3 separate regions of the Homo sapiens genome follow, and regions 1 and 3 are each linked to region 2. The links are chromatin loops, found by intact Hi-C in ENCODE. Cell type or tissue: endothelial cell of umbilical vein. All regions are shown on one strand.

What was found. Peaks named below come from ENCODE experiments on the same cell type or tissue, not always from the same donor. Only the 100,000 strongest peaks of a DNase experiment are listed, where the experiment ranks them.
Region 1: a loop joins it to region 2, with 4 times the contacts of the local background. A loop is called at or near these places in 1 of 110 quality-filtered maps.
Region 3: it touches region 2 in a loop (12-fold over the local background); 1 of 110 quality-filtered maps calls a loop at or near these places.

The regions. Positions count from the first base shown.
Region 1 is chr6:78,234,176-78,236,675 of GRCh38, forward strand. The region is part of intron 1 of LOC105377865 (a long non-coding RNA gene); the gene reads right to left. Among named protein-coding and RNA genes, the nearest start is that of MIR10524, 300 kb to the right of the region's middle. In endothelial cell of umbilical vein, no CTCF peak of the experiment used is centred here; a DNase peak (open chromatin) is centred at 1,296; H3K27ac peaks cover 1,316 bases.
Region 2 is chr6:78,597,654-78,600,153 of GRCh38, forward strand. No RefSeq gene overlaps it. Among named protein-coding and RNA genes, the nearest start is that of MIR10524, 60 kb to the left of the region's middle. In endothelial cell of umbilical vein, no CTCF peak of the experiment used is centred here; DNase peaks (open chromatin) are centred at 638 and 1,528; H3K27ac peaks cover 2,338 bases.
Region 3 is chr6:77,291,945-77,294,444 of GRCh38, forward strand. The region is part of intron 1 of LOC101928570 (a long non-coding RNA gene); the gene reads right to left. Among named protein-coding and RNA genes, the nearest start is that of HTR1B, 170 kb to the right of the region's middle. In endothelial cell of umbilical vein, no CTCF peak of the experiment used is centred here; a DNase peak (open chromatin) is centred at 1,267; H3K27ac peaks cover 2,500 bases.

The sequences.
Region 1 (2,500 bases), 360 kb before region 2:
AGGCAGCTGCAGAACTAACAGCATGGGCAAAAATTGCATCCCCTGGGAACCTACCTTTACTGTTTCTCCCTTTATCATATTCTCATTTTTTTTCTCTCTCTCTTGTTCCCAACCCTCTCCTATGGAACACTCTGCATCAATTTTCACGTGAGGATCACATCTGCACTGAAGTCACTAGGACAGGCAGAGGTTGCTGCAGTTGCATTGATGGCTCTCGTCCTTAATGACACTTTTTTTTTCTCATCAAGATGGAGGCATAATGATCTTGAAGCAGCAAAGGGATCAATTAAGATCCTGATCCCACTTCCCATCCTTCTATTCAGGCTGGGGTGATGGGATTTAGAGGAAGCATTGAGCATAGGAGAGATCCAGATTTTATTAGAGAAAATAAATGGAGGTCATATTCAGAGAATGGTTGAGGATTAGAGGTGTCAAAGAACTCAGCTGAAATATTCAAGAGAGAGGAGAAAACAATTATTTGAGGGAAAAAGGAAGCACATTACCAGAGTAAAGCAGGAATTAGTGGAAGGGAGAAAAGACTCCAGAGACTTTTTTTCTTGGATACTAATCAAAGGAGGATAGATGTGAGATACTGCATTTTTCTCTCACTACTAAATGATAAGATAGCGGAAGAAGGGATTTGGTATGTATTGCTAGGTTCTCGAGATAGCACTGGGAAAACTGAAAACATTCTCTAAGAACTCCTAAAGAATGTGGTCCCTAGTCTAGAGTTGTGATCTCCTTTTCACATGATTAAAGTTTTTGCTTGCATTCTACTGTTAGAGTGATTTTCCCCATAATACAAGTATTTGACACACTGGGGAGGCTGTTAGAAATAATTTAATGTAACAGCTTAATGTCCTTCTTGATTTCTGAAAGATATGTGAATATAATTATGGAATATTTTTCTTGATCCAAACAGGAAATGACCAAATAGATTGGGGTGACACCACTTAAAGAGGAAAATCTTGCAATTATTCTCCTTTATTGAGGCAAAAGCCGTTACCCACCCATCTCCTTTTCAAGGAAAATGTTGCCTAGGATTTGGGACTCCAGATACTAGAAGAGTTAGGAAGGGTATCCAATCACTATGGCCTTCACTGTTTGACTGTAAAATGAGGATGTTGGGCTGGATGATCTCAAAATACCTTGTCACCTCTAGAATCACAGTGATTCTCTGTGACCATGTGCCCCTGTATAATGAGGGCAATCATCCTAAACCTTCTTAAGAGAGAAGTTATTCTTGGCGTGAACCCGGGAGGTGGAGCTTGCAGTGAGCCAAGATTGCGCCACTGCACTCCAGCCTGGGCTACAGAGTGAGACTCCGTCTCAATAAAAACAAACAAACAAAAAAGAAAGAAGTTATTCTTAAGAGAGATGACTCATAAACTAACTGCTTCCTCACAAAACAGCTGCTGGCTAGACATTAGAAAAAAACTTTAAGTTAATTCATAGAACTTTAGAGCTAGAATAGACCAGTACTAGCCTGCAACCTGCCTCTTACAGGTGAGAATATAGTCCCAGATTGAGTTAATGACTTGCTTAAAGGAACACACTGATTAGTAGTGCAATTTAGCTTTTTGCTCATGGGCTATAGCATTTAAAACTTGCCTCTGATATACATATTCGGTGAGCTAAACTGAACTGCTTTTTAAAAAGCTTGTACACTTTTTATATAATTTCTATTTCATAGAGATTTAAATAGAAAACAAGATTTTTAATAAGGAGATTTAAAGAGGCTTCATCACAGCAGCAGTACATAACATTCAATCTCCTACAGTAGGTTTTTACCAGTTTATTTCTCATCACACACAGGAGTTCATTAGCTTGGGTGAGAAAATGACTTCTATATTCAATTAAAGCTCACTGTCCATCTCATTTTAAATGGGATTGTAATAGAAAATATTGTACCAGGTAAAACTTCAGGCCAATTCTGTGCAGATTGCAGTCAAATTGAGTATGTTTGAGGGGCCATAAAATTTATAATTAAGCTTATGAAATATAGATGGTTTCTGATAGGGATGCTTCACAACAATTGATTGCTTTATAAGCCATAATAATTTGGAATAGGAAATAGAATAACCTCATAATTAAGTATTGCTTCTTTTCAACCTGAAAGTAGTGATTAAAGGACTACTCTGATTTTATAATTCTCTGAAATATTTAGATTTGTAGGCAATGGTGAAATGCTTTTTGATGCATCTTCTGAAATATAAAGTGTACAAAGCAAAGTGTAATCACATCCAAGAAGAACAAGCTGCATCTTTTCTTTTAGAATATTTTGTGTTTGTCTCCAGTAGCATTTTAATTTTATTTTAGTCTCGTGGACTGCTCTAGCTGGGACACTGTTTGCAATGTAAGGAATTTAAGATTTTAATTTTGTTCATGACAAAAAAATGGCATTTAACTGATGGCCTTTGATAATCAGAGTAGAAAAGAGTGGCCATACTGAAAAATAAATCACTAATCACTTCATTTAGGAAAACACTCCTGAAGCAAA
Region 2 (2,500 bases):
CACTTATTGCTGGATTGTGGACTTCAACATGGACTTGCAGCCATATTCAGTCTTCCCGTGCCTTCCCTTCAAGTCTAGCCCTTGAGCTGCCCTCATGGAGAGTTGGGTCTACAAAGCAAGATATCACCAAGCCAGCTGAAAGTGGACGTATTAGTCCGTTTTCATGCTGCTGATAAAGGCATACCCAGGACTGGGCAATTTACAAAGGAAAGAGGTTTAATGGAAAACTCACAGTTCCTTGTGGCTGGGGAAGCCTCACAATCATGGCAGACGGCACGGAGGAGCAAGTCACATCTCACGTGGATGGCAGCAAGCAAAAAGAGAGAGCTCATGCAGGCAAACTCCCGTTTATTTAAACCATCAGATCTCGTGAGACTCATTCACTATCACGAGAACAGCACAGGAAAGACACGCCCCCATAATTCAATCACCGCCCACTGGGTTACAATTCAAGATGAGATTTAGGTGGGAACACAGAGCAAAAGCTTATCAGTGGTGTTGCAGCTGTTGAACAATCTGTTTGCCAAGGAGCTTCCTGAGAGCTTCAAAAGCAGTGGTAGTTAAGGCCTGCCTCTTGAAGATAGTCCTGATCCAGGTGTACCAACCACATAAAAAAGACAGTCCACAAAGGTCTCAGTGATTTATGCTCAGTCCCTTTCATTAATATTGCCAATCATGTAATCCATTCTTTACCCCTTGAAAAGAAGGGAGGGTAGAAGTGGGGGTAGTGTAGAAGAAATAGTGGGAGCTCTGTTCCCAGTTCTTCTGAAGGAGCTGTTCTTGTTTTGTGAGTCTAAGTGAAAACATTACGTCAAAAAGAATATAGCTTTTTCTTTGCTCTCTGCTCTGTGGAGCCAGGCAGGGTAGGAAAAGGAGATTCCAGGGAGCTAAGAATTTAAAGCCAGAGTGACTGTCAACATTCCCATAGTGAAACGCAGCTCCCCTTCACTAGTCCTAAATGGTGCCCTATAGAACCCTGGAAGACCTTCCCGGGGGCACGTCACAACCTCACTGACGCAAAATGTCCTCTTTGGGACTACCAGAAGACACCATGTAGTAACCTTTGTAGGTAGATGGCTGCTGAGTCACTATAATGAACATCTAAAATTTAACATCTTCTCCTTTTACTTTGTATTACCAATGATTTATTTTTTATTCTTTTTAAAAAGAATACAATATAACTTGGAAAAGAATTGGCTAGATACAGCTCAGTGGACTTAAAACAATGTGCTATGTTTGAACAACATCAAATTATTTTTGAAAACCTTGCCAAGTGACTTCAATAAGATGAGAACTATTAACATGAACTTTTAAAACAGCAAATTTCAAACATTTTTTAGATGTTTTCTGCACTGGATGTTGTAGAGTACTATTTAGATCCTCCCTGAAGACCAAGGCATTCTTTTCCTCAGGTGCTAAGAATCTTGCCTACTGATGACTCACAGCTGAGTCCACCTACAGGCATTTCCCTTCACTGAAAAAAGTTGTTTCCCCCAATCCTGCACAAACTATGTCCCATCCTGGAAGGCAGCCAATATCCAATGACTGATCATTGTGGAATTAACACGTCCTAACTCTCTTGCCTTAATTTGGAAAACTCTTTAAGAATCAGCTCAGCACCAGGATTTCCTGTAGGATCAATTGTTGCCATAGCATTAAAATTCAACTTCTATTTTTTGCCCATCCTCATTGCTCTTGACTGCAGTAAATCATAGTTGTAGACTAAAGAACAGGTCCAATTCTTCTTGCCTTTTCTCTTTTTTTTTTTTTTTTTTTTTTTGAGACAGAGTCTTGCTCTGTTGCCCAGGCTGGAGTGTAGTGGTGCAATCCCGGCTCACTGCAACCTCTGCCTCCCGGGTTCAAGTGATTTTTTCTCCTGCTTCAGCCTCCGGAGTAGCTGGGATTACAGGCATCTGCCACCATGCCCAGCTAATTTTTGTATTTTATTAGAGATGGGGTTTTGCCATGTTGGCCAGGCTGATCTCAAACTCCTGTTTGCCCGGGAGCTGGCATAATTTCAAGTCATCTGTGAGACATTCAAGGGGAATCTTAAGTAAATAATCTATTACTTCCTAGGACTAGGCAAGTTTGGAACAACCCTAAAACCAATAGCACTCTTCCATCTAAAGAGGAAGTTCAGGTCCTGTAACCCTTCAACACTTACTGTCAAGGCTAAGATACAGTTGGTTCTCAGTACTAGTGTAAAGGGTTTTGGAGATAAATGTTCTTGCTTCTGTGTAGACTGTCTATATTTGAGAGATTCTCTCATGTCCCTCCCTTTAGGATTGCTTGGTGCTTTTTTCCATTCTGTCTTCTCTCACGTATATGGGGCAGAAGGATGAGCAAGAGCTCTCTACAACTTGTCAGGGCAAACACTGCCACTTTTAAAAAGCCAAACAAGGATGAGAATGAGATGCAGAGAAAAGAGGACATGGAGGGAATGCCTTACGCCAATTACTCTAGGTTTTATGGTATAGTATCCGCAAGAATAATATTAAGA
Region 3 (2,500 bases), 1.3 Mb before region 2:
ACATAAAATCAGCAATAAAATAAGCCCATTTAATCACAATAAGGATATAATTATAAAGAAGAGTAGTGATTGAAATATGAAAATATATTTTAAAAAGAAATAAAGTTAATTAAAAAACGAGATGGAGAAAACAGTAACTGCAAAAACTCCTGGCAAATATGATTAAATAGAGTCAATCTATCCAGCTTCGTAGAACCTACATTGTAAGTGAAGTAAAATAAAATATCTAGTAAATAAGCCCTTGATTTAACTGTTCTTTGTATTCAAACCACAGCCTTTGCCCTTGGCAGGGCATGAGGTGAGACAGAAGAGCAAGTTCATTGCCTCTGTTTCTAACCAATTTTGTGTAAAGTTCACTGGACGTTATTTTACAAGTGACTGTATTGATAGATGCTTGCTTTTTAAATTCTTTCTACAGGTATTTCAGAAGGCAGTCTAACTAAGTGGAGATATAAACTCCCTGTTTCATACTCCATTTGGTTTCCAACACCTGCTCTCAGAAAAGAAGCTGATATTAACCATAGTGTTAAAAAATTTTATTCTACTCAAGGATAGCTCATGCAAAATTTGACTTCTATCAGTGGCATAAAAGGTTCAGATATAGTGAGGTTCAGGACAAGGCGGGGAGGTGTGCCTCACTCAAGGGAAATTATAATATACATGCAGACACTGGTTTATCTGGGCTAAGCCCAGAGTCACTGCCTCCTTCCCTAAAATGTGTCTCCAGGCACTCTCCACAAACTCAAAGACTATGGCCTTAAACTTGTCATGGTCTATCTCATCAGTTAAGAGTCTAATTAGTATTTGGCCTTTCTAAAGTCTATTAGGCAATTCTCTTAGAACACTCTTACACAAAGTCATTTTTGTTCTAGTTATCATCGGTTTTTGTTTCCGTTAACATCTTAGGAAGACCTTATGCTCATAACATTCCAGGAAATACTTTATGCCTCCCAGCAAAATTTGTTCTTTTATGGTTATTGAAGGACCTCTTAGCAAAGAAAATAAAGTAGATGACTAAGTGCAAAACATTCATTAAAGTGTTCTTCAAACATGTTTTGTATGAAAAAAATGATTTGGCTATAGAGAATGATTGGTATGTCAAGAATTTCATTTCAGGCAACAATTTTGTTATTAGAACAAGCTTCAGTTGTCTACACGTTGGTTTTGTTCAGAAGATGTAAAGCAAGATAAATAGAAAAGAGAACTTCGAATGCTGTTATCTGCCATGCAGGTCTTCCTTTGTAAGTACAGATAACAACAGTGCTAATATTTTTTTTCATTTCCTTGGGTGCTAAATCTCCTTCTCACTGCCCACGATGCCCTTTACACCGTAGCCACTGCTCCAGCAGCTCCAGAGACCTGAACAAATAATCAAGCCATTTGTCTCTTGGGAGGAAAAAATATACTCTTATCTTTAAACTCAGTTTCTTGCATGTCTTGCAAGGAATGACTGAAGTCTAAAGTGTTTCTTATAGTCCAGGATGCCTCAAGAATGAGTCATTTAAAATAGAGGCATTTTATCCTGCAGCCAGTTCTCTAGATAGGTGATTGCTTAAGAAACAATAGAAGGGGGAATGTTGGGAGTAGCTAAGTTCACATGTGTGCAGCAATACACTGCTGTCCCTAAGTGAAGACCCAGAGCTGGATTTCATGTGATGCTCCTGCAGCCCCACAAGATAAATGTAACTTCTGCATGCAGATTACAGTTTTACAGGCATGTATATGTATTCCATCAACAACTCTGGAATTTTCACAAGTGAAGCATTTCTTGCTCTCCTTACATAATTGCCAAGTATCATTTAAAAATACATCCCAGCATTTGAAATACAGAATTTCCATGACAGAAGAGACAGGTCATCATGGTTAAATGATATGATAAAAAGTGTCCCAATTCAAAAGTGAGAAAACCTGAATGTTAATTATAACCTTCTTAGGGTCTCCCATCTACAAAGAAGAGATAGCATCTGCACACCATGGGTGTTATAAAAATATAAGGAGTGGGTATAGGAAAGGGCACTTTGAAAAACATGGACTGTTATAAAAGCAGTGACACCCAAACTTCAGTGTGCATCAAGATTTGTTAAAACATAGATTTCTGGGTTCTAGTCCCAGGATTTCTGACTCAGTGGGTGTGGGTTAGGGCTGAAAATGTGCATTTCTAAAGTACCAGGTGATGCAGATGTTGCAGGTCTGGGTAGCACACTTTGAAAATAACTGATATAAATCAATTGCTTTCAAGCTACATTCAACAAAGCCTGAGAACCCTAGGGGGTATCTAGAGGGTCTCACATAAGGGTCAGCCAAGAAATGTTTCAATGGGCAAGGCTGGAGTCTCCTGGTTCAGCGTTTCACTCTCAGCCTGGACCCCCACGAATCTCTGCTTCAAACACAGTAGCTAGTCATGCTTTTTTTTTATATTTGCCATTATTGGGGCTATAGGTAATACTCTATTTAAAAGAAGTGTTAAAATAATGGATTTGAAAAAAGTTTATCAAAGTGA